2 separate regions of the Homo sapiens genome follow, and region 1 is linked to region 2. Evidence: chromatin loops called from intact Hi-C (ENCODE). Cell type or tissue: HepG2. All regions are shown on one strand. Each heading gives the region's core, and the rest is flanking DNA. Links, peaks and the distances in the headings are about the cores only. Region 1 has its middle 32 kb from the start of SLC40A1. Region 2 has its middle 57 kb from the start of SLC40A1.

The links. Peaks named below come from ENCODE experiments on the same cell type or tissue, not always from the same donor. Only the 100,000 strongest peaks of a DNase experiment are listed, where the experiment ranks them.
Region 1: it touches region 2 in a loop (1.9-fold over the local background); 1 of 110 quality-filtered maps calls a loop at or near these places.

The regions. Positions count from the first base shown.
Region 1 is chr2:189,608,213-189,617,508 of GRCh38, forward strand. No RefSeq gene overlaps it. Among named protein-coding and RNA genes, the nearest start is that of SLC40A1, 32 kb to the left of the region's middle. In HepG2, for the core only: no CTCF peak of the experiment used is centred there; DNase peaks (open chromatin) are centred at 4,319 and 5,029; H3K4me3 peaks cover 491 bases.
Region 2 is chr2:189,519,091-189,528,386 of GRCh38, forward strand. No RefSeq gene overlaps it. Among named protein-coding and RNA genes, the nearest start is that of SLC40A1, 57 kb to the right of the region's middle. In HepG2, for the core only: no CTCF peak of the experiment used is centred there; DNase peaks (open chromatin) are centred at 3,131, 3,461 and 3,821; H3K4me3 peaks cover 458 bases.

The DNA.
Region 1 (9,296 bases), core at 3,899-6,398, 91 kb after region 2:
TCCAAGTAATCATAGCACCTTCAGAGAGGAAGAAAAACGACAAAAACGACAACAGAACAGCAAAGATGGTTCACCCCCTTCTTTTGAAATTATTCACTGTCTTTCTAGTAACAGCTCTGACTATTATAGGCTAATATTTGTCTTTTGGCCTAGTCATATGTTATCTGGACACTAAGCGTCTGAGGCAAAGGAACAGGAAGTAGTTTCAGTTATCGATATCATATTCTTAAAGCTCCTTATACCACAATTATCCAGTTTGGAACTCTGGCAATATAAAGGAAACCCTTCTTTTATATAATTCACAGAAATAATTTGTTAAGACAGAAAACAGATTTACCAATTTGGAGGTCAATGAACTTCTTGGTTGATTTAGAGATAGTTGTCCAGAAGGCTTTAGGGATCTTCGATTTCCTGGTAATAATATGTCACCCATACACAAAGCACTTTAATGTGATTCTTCATGCCATGTTATTTTTGTCTTCTTTTCATAAAGTTATACTATTTAAGCTCCTTTGTAATCTATATTAAAACATTGAATGATGTTCTAATTAAAGTAATAACAATCAAAAATTAAAATTACTTAACAGGAAAGTCATCATTTTCTGATTTTTTTAATTGGATGCCCAGTAGCTGAGGTGAATTAAAGACAAGTTCTCCTAAAGGAATTAAGCTTAAATTTACTTATGCTAATTCACTTGAGGTTAGAACAGTTGTAAAACAATGTAGAGCAGGTTCCTCAAAGATAAAACTATCAAATTTGGCCTTCTACTTGAAGATAATACTGTGGTTTGACATAAATAATAGACATTGTAAAAACACTCCGGAGAAACTGACATAGAAAAACCATCAAAATCTGATAGGCAGTGCAAAAACAGTGCTTATTGGAAAAACACAACACACTTGATTTAAATAAAACTGGAAAACAAGTCTAAAATAATAAACAAAAAGCCAACAATTTTATTTCACCATCTCTGAATATTTCATGATTGTGTCATTGAATTTTCTGATTCATTCCCATGACTGTCTTCCTCTGCCTTTGTCCTTATTTTGTAGGGCTCAAAATGTGTACAGATCACCCTGTTAGAAGTCTAGAAGACCACATTCCCCGTAAAAGTTGCTTCAGTCTGGTTATTTACCTATAAAACAAGAAAATTAAACAAAGTTCTCTGGGTTGGGTATTTTAGATTTTAAAAATCTTTTTAGAAGCTGAATCTATTCTTAAGAAAAAAAATCTTATCTATGAAACCCAATAGTGTAAATAGATACAAGAGTAGCTATGTGTGTGTGTGTGTGTGTGTGTGTGTGTGTGTGTCTGTGTGCATAGGGTCACAGGGTGAGAAGGGGCACAGCCCTATGCACTGGGCCTCTCCTCCTCTACTTGATGATCACTGAGCCATCACAGAGTTTGAGAATAACCGTGATCTCTTAGCTATTTCTCCATACGGGCTCTGATATTTGACTCATATTTGCACTCTGTTTGGTACTGCAATTATTATGTTGCAACAGAGCCAACTACATAGCAATGTTTTCCCAGCCCTGAGATGTTATAGAGGCACCTCCGGACTCTTGGGGGTAATGATATCCAAAAAAGAAGCCTCGCCATTGGGGTTCTGTAACTTTCTATGCCCCGCACCCCATTTCAACCAGAGCATGTATGTTTTACATATTTTATATGTTTTAGGGTCATATAAAATGTAGTTTGAGAAAAAGACTCTGTGGCTTAAAAAGTTCAAAATCCGCTGTTATGGAACAGTGTTTCTAACCATTGTTTCACCTTGAAGCACAAGAAAAATGGCATTGGCATGCACCTCACAGTTTTGTAAGCATGCCCAGAAACATAGGCAATATCTCCACCCCTTTTCCTCCCTCTCAAGAACACATAAAAACTTTTCAAGAGGATGACCTCAATGTTACTACAGAGTTTGCCTTGAATATGTGTATTTGTTCCTCCTTTGTGGCTAAAATGATTGCTGTTCCCACAATTTCTTGTAAGCAAGAAATGAATAGGAAAAAAAAAAAGAAATGAACTGAGTTAACTTTAACTAGTTCTTTATTTATAGAATTATTCTATCCTCATGCAGGAACTTTAGCAACCACAAAAAACTAAGTTTGATAGTTAAAAAGAACTACAATGCACCACTAAGTGCCTTCTTAGCTACCTCATGATTTGTAATTCAACTTCAAGGTGGCATTGGCAAGTCAGCACCATGAAGGGGCCTGATAGTAGCTAGTTTCCTTTTTCAATTCTTTCTAAATGATGAGCTTTAAAAGAGATGAGAATCACCAATACTTGGAGCGAGGTGAAGGGACAATATGGAGGATTTAAAGAGATGATTTGATATGTCCTTGTTTTTAAAGCCTGGTATATTTAAAATGCATGTGTGTGTAAATACATATGTGAAATATTAACTGATATTTTAATTACTGCCTACAAATAGTAATCATTGAGGTTTTTAAAAATGAAGTTGTTTGTATAGCCACAATGTCCATAATCAACAATCAAATGTATAAATGAATCAGGGCAAAATCAACCATTACTAAATTTGAGGCAACACAGCCTTTCCTTCTCCTTCCAAGTCTCCCATCGTACTATATGCACTTTACATAGTACTGAGGTGGGAGGGTGTATGCAACCACTCCAAATCCAGAGTGTATATCTGTCATCTCTGAGAAGCTACACAGCTTGGAGCTAGAGGGAAATATTTGTGGTTTTGATACCTTCCTGACCTACCTGAAGTGTGAGGTGAGACATAGTGGCTCCCTGAACTCTACTTCATAACTTAAACATGAAAAGGTCTTGACTGCTTAGGAAATGCAATAAATACATAAAAATAATTTTTACAAATATGAAAACGTCCATCAGGTAAGTGTACAGGATGATTTATGGTTACAATCCAGGTCCTCTATTTCAGATTCTTTCTTAAAATGTCCAACCTTCACGTATTATCAGTTCCAGGGAAATTATTATCCACCATGCCCGAACAAAAAGAAAAGTCAATCCAGCCTTTTGTTTGTTTGGTTGTTTTTTTGTTTTTCTTTTTGTTTTTGTTTTGATAGAGGGATACCATGCTCTAACAGAAATCTAATTTAAAAACAGCTCATCACAAATGTATTAGAAATCAAATTTGTTATTTTTATATCAGATAGGTTTCTCAGCTATAGAAATATATATATTTATTAAAATAACATATGTATTTCCTTTTCTTCACCAAAAAAAATCTCGTTCAGAAGACTAAAAATTTCACAAAGAGAAAATATTTTCTACTGTGGAAACTCAGTAAAATTAATGTTACTGCTATGTGCCAAACTTCCCATATAAAGTTAGATACCAAATGATACTGGCAATATTTACATTTTTATAAATTCATTTAAAAATTTACATAACAACACAGAGACAATTGTAATGCATGTTTTTAAAATATGAAATAGATGCTTTTAGAATAGAATAGAATCTGAATTTGAAGGAACTATTGAGGTCATTTTGTATTTCTCTGTGTGTGTGTATACATATGTTTATATATAGGTGTTTTTATTCTGCCAGGGAAATGGAGCTTGCAAAGTACAATTGTCACAAACACACAAAATTCTCTCAAACACAGATTGTATGGGATATGTTTGCACAGACTCATTGCCATTGCTGGGCCTGGATCTCAACCTAGTGATAGCAGTCAGTCTTGAGAGTAGTACAGGAAATTCTTTGCTGGCATCCCCATCACAATTCCAAACCTGTACAACAAAGCTTGAAGATGTTTTAACAAAGCAAAAACCTTTCATTCCATGATTAAAGATAAGACTCAAAACATATTTCATGAGGGTAACAGGTTTACTCAGACTGACCCAATAGTCACATTGACTGAAGCCTTCTTCCTCAGTCCCCATTTGACAGCAGCTTTGGAAAGGGCTGACTGGTGAGCAGGAAACTGGTGGAGCCCTCCCAGCAGCTGGGGGCCAGGGAGCCGGTATTATCAAGTGGCTTGCATAATGCAGATCAGAAATGCTGGAGAAATATGCTCACAAAATATGCATATTTTGTTTTATTTTATTTTCAGATGGTGTCTCCCTCTATTGCCCAGAATAGAGTGCAGTCATGCGATCCTGGCTCACTGCAACCTCTGCCTCCCGGGTTCAAGTGATTCTCCTGCCTCAGCCTCCCAAGTAGCTGGGACTACAGGCGCCCACCACCACACTCGGCTAATTTTTGTAGTTTTAGTAGAGACAGGGTTTCACCATGTTGGCCAGGCTGGTTGCAAACTCCTGACCTCAAGTGATCTGGCCGCTTCGGCTTTTCAAAGTGCTGGGATTAAAGTTGTGAGCCACCACACCCGGCAAAATCTGCATACTTTGAAATCTTGTCTAGGGCTAGCTCTTGGATCGATACTTTATTTCAACATGAGCAGCAGCCTTATCTTTCTCAAATCAAATTTGTCTGCCTTTTCTGGTGGAAAGTTAAACTATCATTGAGATTTGCTTGAGGAAACAAGCATTTGTGTTTTTTATTTTACAATTGGCTCATATTTGAGGGAAGGAGGTAGAAATCTCACTTTCTACACATATAGACTGAAAAATAAAGCATAGCATCATAGGGTTGCTTTGAGGATTAAATGGGTTAATCTAGGAGGTAGAGCAGGGAAATCTCATTTTTAACTTAATCTAGAAGTTGTAGACTTGATATTTGTCAATTGGTTAACTGAGTCTTATTCAAATTATAATTATCAATCTCCTAATAAAGCATAACTTTTTTAAAGTTGTTCTTTCAAGATATCTATTATTCCCTAGGGAAATAAAAAAAGACTATAAAAATGCTTGCCATCAGTTCTGCTGTTTTCCTTTCAGAAGTCATGTATGTGCTGTTCAAGGTCATGGATATTTTGGGATTTGAGATAGCAAACAATCCTGACATTTTTGATCAACACTTGCAAAATGGCAAAGAAGCACATTATGAAAGAATTGCAGGAAGTGGAGCTCTGAGTAGTAGAAAGCAAAGAGAAGACACGACCTTGCATGCTTCAGCCTTCCACAAGCTTGGATCTCTCACTATCTCACATTCCCAGTGACGTGTGTCAGATATCAGCTTCAGCCTCTTAAAGGACTGCAGACTCATACTGGTCAAAAACAAACACTCCGCAAACCGAAAACAACTCAGTCATTGCCTGGAGTTTAGTATTAAGGGAAAAAGTGTTTTGTTAGTTTCCTCTTTCTAAACTTAATAGTCCGTGTATGGATATTTGGAAAAGAAATGTCATTGTTTAGGCTTCTTTTTGCTAGGAAAAAAGGAAGGAAGGAAAGAAGGAAAAAGGAAAGAACGAAGGAAGGAAGAAACAGGAAGAAACCTATTAGCTATACATTCTTTTTTTTTTGGCAAATTCCTCTTCCAAGGTTTACAACAAGGGAAAAAAATATCATATATGGACTAATTTAATATGCATTATCTTCCCTAGATAGAGGTGAAAGAGTCATATATAACCAAACTATTTTTTTTCAGTTGAAATCAGTTGGTGAAGTTCCATTATAATAATAACATGTGAATCACCACAATTCAAAAGCCAGCTATGGCATCTGCAGGCATGTGTGAGCCTTGATACCACTCCTTCCCTCTCACATACTTGCTTTCAGCTTCCCTGCCGGAGTGGGCATGTGAGAACAGCTAGCTCAGCTCTCACTAGTGAGAGGAAAAAAATATACAGTTTGGTTTTCATTTTTTGCTGACACCATATATTTAAACTGGCATGTTTAGACATTTTAGATGGCAAAGGACCCTTAGGTCAGAAAGTCAACCTTTAATAATGCAGAGAAAGCAATTGAAAACATACTTTTGGGGGCTGTAAACTACAATTCCCATTTTGCTATTAAAAAAAACTCATGTCTTTATGGTTTCATGACTAGCTCTTTCCTATTGGAAATGCAATTAGGCTCTGCTACCTCCATTTATTTTAGTTATCACATGCATTTTTATCATACATATTTATTCTGTCTCTAGCAGTGCAAAGAGGGATCATATTGAAGTTCTGGGAGACTGCCAAATCACATCTTTGGTAAAGTGGGCTGCACAGTCTCTGGGATAAAGGAAATTCCTGTTTAAAGGGGCCCATTTGTTCTTAGACTTAAGTTTGTATCATGTGAGTTTTATCCTGGGATTTGTACAGTTGGCCCTCCATATCCATGGATTCTGCATGCAAGGATTCAACTAACAACGGGTGGAAAATATTCCCCCCAAATTTAAAAATAACAATATAACAATGCAAGTAATACAAATTTTAAAAATACAGTTTAATAACTATTTACATAGGATTTACATTGTATTAGGTATTTTAAGTAATCAAGAGATGCTTTAAAGCATATAGAAGGGTATGTGTAGGTTAAATGCAAATACCATTTTATATAAAGAACTTGAGCATCTGTAGATTTAGGTATCGGGGTGTTGAGGAGCGTCCTGGAACCAATCCCCATTGGACATGGAGGGACGACTTTATATGAAATTGCTCCTAAAGCGTAGGATATATGGAGAGCCAGTTTTAACTAGTTTGTTTACACTGAGCCTAGTGCAAGACAGATCTGTGAGGGGGAGGAAAAGAAGGGAGAGATCAACCTGCCAGCAAGGGTCTATGACTGTTCAAACCAGTTGAACATGCTTATGGAAGCAGGAAGCACCCTGGATGAAACTAGGTCCAAAAATAATGGCCTTACACTGTGTAAGGGTGTCATAACATTAATGTTCTGAGGCTGACCCATTTTGGCAAAGCTTTGCAACAACTTGGCTATACAATGTGGAAGTTTGTGTGCTAACTAGAAATCAGGAATATGGATTTTCATGTCTGGTTGCAGATTATAAGCTTAAAACTGAGTTCTAACGATCTTACAGTCTACTTATTATTGTACAGCATAGCTCAATCCTCTTATTGATGCCTGAATAATGGGAGCATGGTAAAAATATAATGTTTCCCAAGGGTTTCTTCACATCTAAGGGTCTGAAGACATTCTCAGATCCTTGTATTTTGAATTTTGGGGTGTGTGTGTGTGTGTGCATGTGGCTGTTTTCAATTCAATGATGGTATTTAAAATTATTGTTTACGGCTGGGCGCGGTGGCTCATGCCTGTAATCCAAACACTTTGGGAGGCTGAAGCTGGCTGGTCACTTAAGTCCAGGAGTCCAAGACTAGCCAGGGGCAACATGAAGAAACCCCATCTCTTAACAAAGAAAAAAAAGGAAAGTAGCCAGGTGTGGTGGTGCGAGCCTGTAGTCCCAGCTACTCAGGAAGCTGTGGTGAGAGGATCACTTGAGCCTGGGACGTGGAGGTTGCAAGATCACTACACTCCAGCCTGAGTGACAGAGAGAGACCTCATCTCAAAAATAATAATAATAATAAATAAAATAAAATTATTGTTTACTCTTACATAAATGAAAATTTTCTTTTATAGTGATAATTCATAACTGAAAGATGCTTTCATGAATTATGCCATAAATCAGTGTGTTTTAAACCAAGGACTTGACATATTCTTGGTGATAGTCATAAAAGGAGTCTGTTCTTTACTCAAGCATGAGAAACACTATGTAACTTTGGGCGAGTTGACCTTGAGCCCCAATTTCTTGCCCCATAAAACGGGATTTATAGTAACTCTTTCTGAGGGTTGCTCTGGATTAAGTGAAGACAATGTCTATAAAGCATCTTGGGAATTAGGAGGTGCTCAATAAATATTAGTTCTCTTCCCCCTCTGAGCTCCTTTTCCTCATTCTCCAGGGGATATGTAGAAGCACAAAGGAGATACAAGGACTCCAATTATAGAGAGAGTAGTTAGTTTTCTTTCTTCAAGTAAAGAAGTTAGAATGGTTTTAACAAGTTGTTGCCATATGTCAGGCTTCTATAAAGCTGTATGTAGTCACAATGTAACTTCCGTTTCATTGAGAATACATCTCATAATTACATATAGAATGTTTTAGCTAATACAAATGTAACCAGAGTGCTTTATATTTTCCAGCCTTCTGGGCAGTCCTTTTCATTAACAACCAAATAAACATCGTTCAAACCCTCATTTGCTTGCCCACAAGAAAATGAGTCTCCTTCTGGGTATTTTTGAGAGCTCCTTCGAGTCCTGCCTGTTTTATTGTCACTTGCCACTTTTTATTAAACTATCCTCCCAGTTCTTGGTTGTCACTGGCCATTCGATCCCCATACTCCGTGTCAATCTTTCTCCCTCTTTTTCGCAGCTCCCAAATGAGGCCAGAGCCCCTTCTTCATGTCCCAGGGCAGTGTGAAGACAGGTGGACACTAGATTGTCTTAAATTCTCTTCCCAGGCTCCAGCAGGAGGTGTTTCCAGACTCTTTCCTTGGGTCCTAGCCTGCTGTTGGGTTCAGCCGCCCTGTATATTTGATACATTTTTCCTGACCTCTTTCTCTCCAAGTTCCTAGGCCTCAATCCCCTATTACTCTACCTGGATGCTCACAGTACTCAAATCAGGTAGATCTACATAAAGACTCTCTCAATGTTTTTCCTCACAGCTTTAAAGCTGAAATATCTCCAAAGTTAGTAACTAAAATCTGGGTTCTCATTCTGTTAATATTATTAGCTAACAGATTTTATTAACTATTTCTATACAATAATTTCATTGAATTTGGGCTTGATTGGCAAGGGGAAAGATGGGAGTTCTAGAAGATGCAGATATGTATATATACATATGCATATATATATTTGTATTTCTGTGTGTGTATATAAACATATATACACACACACAGAGGGAAATAAACAAGACTGTATAAAAATGCTTGCCATCAGCTCTGCTGTTTTCCTTGTAGCAGCGCTTTCCAAAGCTACTGTCAAATGGGGACTGAGGAAGAAGGCTTCAGTCAATGTGACTATTGGGTCAGTCTGAGTAAACCTGTTACCCTCATGAAATGTGTTTTGAGTCTTATCTTTAATCATGGAATGAAAGGTTTTTGCTTTGTTAAAATATCTTCAAGCTTTGTTGTACAGGTTTGGAATTGTGATGGGGATGCCAGCAAAGAATTTCCTGTACTACTCTCAAGACTGACTGCTATCACTAGGTTGAGATCCAGGCCCAGCAATGGCAATGAGTCTGTGCAAACATATCCCATACAATCTGTATTTGAGAGAATTTTGTGTGTTTGTGACAATTGTACTTTGCAAGCTCCATTTGCCTGGCAGAATAAAAATACCTATTCTAAATTTCCTTTCCTTGAAAATGATAATAGTAAAGCATTTTGCCAAAATGTTTTCACAGGCATCAGCCTCACAACACCTGTGAGGTGGGCAAAGTTGGCCTTGTTTCTTCATTCTACAGA
Region 2 (9,296 bases), core at 2,305-4,804:
CGATTATAATTCTCGATAATGCTACAAACTTATTCATGCTACAAACGTAATTTGAGGACTAGCCGGACACTGTGATAGACATGATAATCCAGAAATGCACCCTACCTTTGCCCTGGAAAGCCTCTCTTCCCCTCTCACAGACCCTAACCCTCTGTGTGAGGGATCCTCAACGCCTTCTCCTTCAGAACTCGGCTCAAACATCCCCTTCCCAGAAAGGAGACTCGTGCACTGCCCCCATTGAGCTGTGACAGGTGCTCCCCTCACCAGCATGTACTTTGAATTACTCTTATAAAGTCATCTTGCTGCATAATAATCTACTTTTCTGATTGGATCCTTCACCCAAATGCAAGCTCCTCCAAGGCAGAGTGCATTTCTGGACAGCAACTGGGGATCCATGAAAAGGTCAATATGGCTGGATTTTTGGGTGCAAAGGAGAAGGGGAGGGGCTTATTCTCCCTGACTTTATAGAGAGAGTTAATTGAAGACTGAATTTTAATCCTAAAATTCAAGTTGCTTCCACATTGAAAAGAAAATTTATATCTAAGAGTTTGAAGTCACAGCTCCTCTGTTTTTGAAAACAAGATGAAAATTTGTCTTTTAATCATTTTTTAACTTAGGGAAAGGAAATGTTCAAAGAACAAAATTTTAAACTGTGGCGCCCTTCTGAGGAGGAAAGTCACATACAGCAGAGGGAGCAGAGGGTCCGCGATGCGGGCCGAGCAAGAAGCAGGGGAGCTTCAGGACTGTGAGTGAGTTCTTTAAGAGCATCAGGCTGCAGTGGCTTGACAGGGCTGTCCCAGAGATGTTTCCTAGTAATGAAGGAAAGCCTCATGAAGGGCTGTCTCCTTCCTGATTATTTTACTTTTAACCCAACACAACAAATAGAAGGCAGATTTCCCAAACACACCAAGGAAGTTGAATGGCCTGAAGAAAATCTGACATCTGCATATCAGCATGGACTAGCTCTCAAATACTTTGCATGAATAATAAATTAAAATGGCAGCTCAAGCAGGACAGGCAGATGAGAAAAACAAAAAAACGAAAACCCAAAAGCCTGGCCAGGAGATAAGTACCTGATAAAATCATTCTTTTCAAGGAATGCCAGGAACCCAGATTTGAAGGTTGACCATGTCAACCTCTTCAGTCTCTGGCTCCTCTCAAGAAAAAAATGTGATAAATAGATAAGACTAAATTATAATTAGCATTTCAGTAGTTGTTTATACAGTACTTCAAGGTCCTTAAAAGCAGTTCTTTCTAAGCCTCTTAAATGTTTAGGCATGCTATTAATCTGTGTTATAAAGATGACAACTTATTTAGCAAATGTACACAGCAGTCTAGCCAATTATGACGAACTTCAAAATAGCAGAGTCCAAACCAATAGACTTTATTGATGTGTGTTTGCCCATGCTACTAATTTAGCATTTGAAGTTAAATTTAAAAGCAAAGCGCTTAATGTGAAGCTGCATCAGTTATTAACTAATGACTTATACATTCTTACACATTAAGTACATATATACAATGCATTTTAAGATGAAAAGAAAACTTTAAATAGGCCGGGCGCAGTGGCTCAGGCCTAATCCCAACACTTTGGGAGGCCGAGGTGGGCAGATCACCTGAGGTCAGGAGTTCAAGACCAGCCTGGCCAACATGGTGAAACCCCATCTCTACTAAAAATACAAAAATTAGCTGGGTGTGGTAGCAGACCCCTGTAATCCCAGCTACTCGGGAGGCCAAGGCAGGAGAACGCTTGAACCCAGGAGGCGGAGGTTGCAGTGAGCCGAGATCACACCATTGCACTCCAGCCTGGGGGACAAGAGCGAGATTGTCTCAAAAAAAAAAAAAAAAAGAAAAAAAAGAAAAAGAAAAGAAAAGAAAACTTTAAATAGACTATAAAGTGTGATGAACTCCCTAGTCAACTGGCAAGTGCTCTCTTTTCCAAAAGATTCAAGCAGAGGAGGATCAGTCATCAGATAGGAGGTGTCCAAGGCTCCCACTGCTTGGGAGGCAGAACTCTCTAGATCTGGGAATCGCAGCTCTAGATAGGGGCCAACTCAGGAATTACTGTGAAGCCCTTGAAATCTTCAGATACAAAATATACCTCAAGACGTTCTAATAAAAAGTTTTGGGTAGAGTTCTAGAGACAGCAGATTTAAAACATGGGTGAGGCTCTGACAAAACTTGATGATAGTGCAGATAGTACACTTTGCTGATGATTTCAAAATCTAAGCTAAAGCACTGCTCCCAAACTAAGAATTAATGTGCTGCTATAAGCCTAAACTTATAAAAATCATTGTTAAACTCTGCTTTCTAAGTAAGACCTTTAGGGGTACTTTGACTCTTTTAGTTGTTAAAGCCAGTACTAAATTGGATATTATCTCCATCCAGCGTAAATGTGTTCACCATTTTATAGATGGGAAGCATGAAGCCAGAGAGATAAGGCATTTTCCCTACATCATACAGCAAATAAATGACAGTTTGTAATATAATTCAAATATCTCCATTCAATAACTAGAAACCACAACAGTCATATAGCTAACCATTCTTGAGCATGGTTTTTAATTCTTTACATGATTTTTTGTATTTATTTTCCAATCTATAATGTAGGTACTACTGTCATTCTCATTTCACATCTGGGGAAATGAAGCACAGAGTGGCTATACAGCCTCTTCGAGGTCACACGCAGCTAGTAAAAAGAGGCAGGAGTGAAATTCAGCCAGCCTATCTCCCCAGTCCATGGTCTTAACCACTATACTCTCACCCTTGATTTTTCTACCAACTTCCCCATTGTAACTGTTTGTGGGTGCTGTATCTATTAGATAACCATAAATGACCCAGGTGTAGAGCAAGTCCTCCAACAGTGCAAAGACAAAATGAAACCACTAGGGTGTCTTTTTGTCTAATTATCAATAACCAGGATCAGCCCAAAGGAGGCAAATGTACCCCCAATCCCCCAACTAGCCACAATTCTTGTCATCACTTGTGGTCTTTTGGTTCAGGGCCTCAGTGCTCTGAGAATTCCTAACTCTACCAGCATTCACATTAATTTTACTGAGGCATTCTCTCCATGTACACAGTTGTTTGTTTTATAGAAATGTAAACACATTTCACCACTCACTGTTGCTTAAATACCTTCTATGATATTCTTGCCAAATGGCCTGGAAATTTGAAACCTCCCATGGTAGCTCATTCCATGTTTGGACAACTTTAAATGTCAGAAATTTCTTCCTCTCATTGAAACTAAATCTATCTGTAGCTGCCTTTTATTTTCCCTAGTTAATAACTTTTAGGTTTAATCTGATTTTTCTTATTTTGAGCATTTAATAAAAATGACAGACCTTATCTCCAGGAAAAAAAAATTTAGACATGAATAAAAACTTGTACAATCTTTGCGGAATTGCAGTGTTCTGAAGGCCTATGAATGGTCTATGGACTTTGGACTTAGAAACTCTCTTTTAATAACAGCCCTTCAAATACCATAAGGCAAGTGTGTTCCCCCCCTTTACTGATGTACTGTGTTCAAGTACTTATACCTCTCTTCTCTCTCCACGGAATTGCATCTGCTTAGATTTTGCTGCCCATTTCAGCCCACGGAAACCTTTCTAAATCAAGTTCTATGATCTAATCTATTCACTTCCCCTCCTTGGAGTTGCTTTTAGGCTTCATCAGCATGCTCTAGTCTTTTCAACACAGCCAATGGAAAGATATGGGCTGGGAAACAGCTGGAAACAAAGCACTGTAGTTGGCAACTAGCAACCTGCCTCTCAAAGAATGTCATTCAGTGTAAGTAGGATGTGTCCAGGACATTTTTTGCAAAGATCATTTACTGCGACCAAAGTCCATGAATACACAAGGAAGTGTGCATATTTAACAAGCAGAATATAATCATACGCAGTTAACTTTATTCCCAATAGAGACCTGCTTTTGTTCTGTTTTCTTCTAGGTTGGCTAGGTCAGGAATTGGACTAACCAACTCAGGGAGTATGAAAACATGTGAGCCACATGATTAAGAGCTTAAGTACTGATTGCAAAATTTCCTTTTATAGTCTAGCATGTGACCTTATGAAACTCACATATTTTCCCAGGTCTGAAGACCCCAAAACTTTTAGCCTTCCTACGTACATAGAATGGCTACCCAGTGGCCATTCTTTTGGCTTGAAAGATTCTCATGGTCACTAATTTAAATGCCATGTTTGGTATTAAGGGATACTTTAGTAGTTTAATTTACTTGTTTTAAAATAAACTTTTTCATGGCTTTGAGGGCAACTTTTACTTCTAGTGTTCTAGAGTTTTATGGACAAGTTCACATTCACCCTGTCCATGTACTCCATAGATTTTATAAATGAAGTCATATCCCTTTTAAAGTTTATCACTTCAAAACTAAGAGTTGTAATGAAGCCAGCATTGAGGAGTAGAAAGAAAATTGAAAATGATCTGTCAGGGGACCCTATTCTGTTATTAACCACCCAAGAAATTGTGGACAATTAAATTATCCTTTCTGGGCCCCTTATTTCTCATATGTAAAAAAAGAGGTCGTGACTTCTTCTCTAAGGCCTCCTCCATTTTTCAAAATTCTGTCATTCTCATTTTCTTAAATTAGAAGGGTGCACTAAACCATCAGAAGTAAGACAAACAGGCCAGGTGTAGTGGCTCACGCCTGTAATCCTAGCACTTTGGGAGGCCGACGTGGGTGGATCACTTGAGGTCAGGAGTTGGAGACCAGCCTGGCCAACATGGAGAAACCCCGTCTCTACTAAAAATACAAAAATTAACCGAGCATGGTGGTGGGCGCCTGTAACCCCACCTACTCAGGAGAATCACTTGAACCCTGGAGGCCGAGGTTGCAGTGAGCCGAGATCGTGCCCCTGCACTCCATCCTGGGAGACAGAGTGAGACTCCATCTCAAAAAAAAAAAACAAAAAACAAAACTAAGACAAAGAGTAGCATCTGGATTCCTTTCTGTGCATTAAACTTCAAAACAAAGTATTATTTTAATATACAAGGGCTATCATACAATATAATTTCATTTTATTCATGGTACATAGTAGATCACAGGATACAATCCCTCTAACCCAGTGGTTCCTAAACTTGGTTGCAGGTTGGAAACACCTGGGGAATTTTTTAAATGGCTTTTGCCTAGATCTTACTATATTAGCCCATGTTCACACTACCATAAAGATACTACCTCAGATTGGGTAATTTATAAACAAAAGAGGTTTAATTCACTCACAGATCTGCATGGCTGGGGAGGCCTCAGGAAACTCACAATCATGGCAGAAGATGAAAGGGAAGCAGACACCTTCTAGGCATCAGGAGAAAGAACGCCAAGCAAGTAGGGGAAGCCTCAACCTTTAAACCCTCAGATCTAATGAGAACTTGCACAAGAACAGCATGAGGGAAACCGCCCCCATGATCCAATCACCTCCCACCAGGTTCCTCCCTTGACACAGGGAGATTACAATTCGAGATGAGATTTGGATGGGGACAGAGAGCCAAAATCTTACCCCCAAATCGTCTGATTTAATTGGTAAAGGGTAATAAGGCCTGATAGAGCAGCAAGAGTATAAAAACTTCTGCAGGTGCAAACAGTTGTTCAAATCCAGAGTCCTCAATTCTGGCTGCATACAAGAATCACTCGGTGATTTTTCACACCTGCCAATGCCTAGCCCCACCTCCAGATTCTGATTGAATTGGCCTGTGGGACCTGGGCCTTGATAGGCTTTAAAACTCTCCAGGTGGTTCTGATGTGCAGTCAGCGTTGAGAACCATTCTTCTATTCCCTACCACACAAGTTCTATCTAGTTGATCATCCTGACCTCCTACTCCATCCCACAGTGGCCACTCATTGAATGAAAGAACCTTGGACCTTATTAAAAGGTACAACTCTACCTTCATTATATCAACCTCGTGCCAACTTCCTGCTTTTTCTCTAGAATCATAAGCCTTTCATCTTGTCAATTAACCAACGCTCCCTATCCTGTGACTTGACCTGTTTTTTGATCTCTCAAAAGCTTCTTTTCAGATTGCAACCCCGCTCCTTTCTATCACCTCCTGTCTGCTTCATTCATCACTCTCTCCAGTAGTTTGAGTGCTTTTGCCCATTACTTCAAACTTCCGGATTATCCTGACCAAATTTCTCCTATGATTCCAAGCAACTACTATTAAAGAGAATCTAAAAGACACATCAAACTGAAAAAAATCTCATTATGGCCAACAAACCAGCAAATGCTGGGCATAATATAGCAAGAGAATTAAAAACTCACACACATGCATTAGAATGATTTATAAAACTATGACACTTTCTTCCATGGAAACTTGGTTGTAGTTTTGGCCATGTGCTTTAAGAAATATAAGGATCAACCCAGAAAAAGAACAGAGATGAGAACTGCATATTATCAAGGGAATTAAGAAGTTACCAAAAGAAGATGAAAGCAAAAGTTAGAACTTTATTATAGAAAAATGCAGGCTGAGGGTGAATCACTTGTAAATGGGGACTAAAATTATATTGTTTCAACTATGGAATACAAAGGTGAAAAAAGAATGTTCTAGGAAAAATGAAAGGTAATATCACATAGTAATTATTTTTAAAACCCTAAAGTGCTTGTATAAGGTAAAAAATAAATAGGTTTGCTGAATGCTTAGGTAACTTTGATTTTTTTTTTTTTTTTTTTTGAGATGGAGTCTCACTCTGTCGCCCAGGCTGGAGTTCAGTGGCACGATCCTGGCTCACTGCAGCCTCCACCTCCTGGGTTCAAGCTATTCTCCTGCCTCAGCCTCCCAAGTAGCTTGGGACCACAGCTGCGCACCACCACGCCCAGCTAATTTTTGTATTTTTAGTAGAGACGGGATTTCACCATGTTGGCCAGGATGGCCTTGATCTCCTGATCTTGTGATCCGTCTGCCTTGGCCTCCCAAAGTGCTGGGATTACAGGCGTGAGCCATTGCACCCAGCCAAATTTGATTATTGATTGAGGCATAGCGGAGTTTGCAGAATGTAAGAAAAAACATACTAACATGCACCCACTGTCCTGCACCCACTGTCTGGCACACCCCAGTGAGATGAACCCGGTACCTCAGTTGGAAATGCAGAAATCACCCGTCTTCTGCGTTGCTCACACTGGGAGCTGTAGACCCGAGCTGTTCCTATTCGGCCATCTTGGCTCCTCCCCCAGGGAGACCTTTAGGAGTTTTTAAAGCATCTTCATATGCATGTTCTTCTTCAAGTCTTATAGAAAAATCAGAAGTTAGTGGTGTTCTGAATAATTTGAGGCCAGTATTGTGAAGGCATCCATCATCCGCTCCCACAAAAGTGCCTTTAAGATGCTGTCTGAAAGTCATACTGTGCCAGCCAGACCTTTACTCTGGTGGTATTTCTATTCTTGTGACCAGAGGTGAATTTACCACGAAGCTAATGAAGCTTTAAGGTTTAACCTCCTTTTTTGCAAGAGGTTCTTTCCAAAGCCCTCAAGAGCCTGGCAATGGTTCCCATAGTCATATGTTTTTGTGAAGTGGCAAACATAAATTATTGTTATTTGTTGTAATTTTTTATCTTAAATATTTACTTTTGTACATACTCTGTATTGGTAATTTTGTATTATTTTTCTTAAAGATGGAATATGTACTCACTTCTGCTTATGATCCATTATTACTACATCATAGTGTCCTGCTAACCACTGAAAGACCATTAATATCCCCTCCTCCTTCTCCATCAACACTCAGCCTTTGCATTTTAGCCATTCCTTGCTCTCTCATCAGCCATCTTCCTCATTTCTGATGACGGCCTCCTCACAGAGAATGTCTTTCCAGAGAAGACACAAAGCATTAAGTAAAGCTTTCCAATTATTCTTTTACTCTCTAAGTGGTCTTTCCCTGTACCATTTCTCGTCCTTTTCCTCCATCTTACAGAAGTTGAAGAACTGGACTTCCACATCGGAACTCCAACCTCCTCCTTGAAGGACCAGCTCTCCCCTCTCAGTCCAGTCACCCTCCCTTCTCTTGCTATGACGGAGGGAGTGGGGGCTTTCCTGCTGTCTTTGGGTACACTCAGCGTTTTCAGCTCTTATGGTCTCATTGAGCAGTTTCTCTCTTCTGATTTTCCACGTCTTTAACCAAAAGGAAAAGTACAGCAAAAACTGAAAATGCCTTTCATCCTGAGCTGTTTTGGCACAAACGTCCCAGAAGGAAGGGAGGGAAGAAGATTTGTAGCAGCTGATCCTGGACCAAGCCTGGGAGCATCTAGTGCTTTCCCTCGCTGTAGATGTTGCCAAAATATACAGTGAGAAACATAAAAAGGAGAACAACAACAACATGATAGTTTTGTGTCCTCCCCCCCGCCCCGCACAAAATGTGGTTTAGGCACACCTGGTTCTAAAGTCAGCCTGAGTTAGATAGAAAGGGCAGTCTGGGGATGCGCGTCCCCGAGGAGGGTTTCTTTACACACCCCTGCGTGCCATAGAACCGGGTCAGAATCACTGCTTAGCACTGATTCCAAAGTTCAGCCATGAAGATTTGACTGTGTTCACACCACACTACCCACCCAACACAGAAAAGGGGTAATTTTTATTTAGCAAAGATTTCATAACACAGGCTTAAGCACAAAGAGCTGTAGTACTTAGAAGTTTGTCTAGAAGATGTATTATGTAGATTATCTCAGAATATTTTCGTTATCATGGTTTATTCTGCATTAACTGACACTTAATACTAACTAGTGGTTCTGCAAAATGTTTAAAATATGTTATAATGCTATAATCTCTTAATTTTCTTCCCAGCAAAAACTTCTGTTTAAATCAGATTAAATAAAGATTTTAATAAAAAGACATTTAAATAAGAGTTCAGGGTGGGATTAGCATTGTGGTGGAACAGAAACACACAGTCTGCCAAGAGAAAAAAAAACAGTTGAAGGGGTTTGAACTTTGCCCTAGATTTCAGTCTATGAATTTGCAGTACTTTAATATGGCTTATTTTGTTCAACCTAAAAAAATCCACAATGTTTATAACAGTCCAAGAGAGTGAAGTTTTTGTTGCTAAATATTTAGTACAATAAAATATTAATGCTGTGCTAAAGTTATATGTTTTCACTTATTCAAGAAAAAACTGCTGATTTCCTGGGTGCAAGAGATTTAGTAATTAAAATAAATTAAATTACAAGAAAATGCATAACCCTAGATATTTTTTCACATGCCATTTGATAGTTCTCCAGTACTAATTTGAGTACTGCTGTGCGGGGGATTTAGAAAGAGCATACAAATAGTAACCAAAGCCTGAAAATTCCTGACAATTTTTACATTCTTAACATAGAA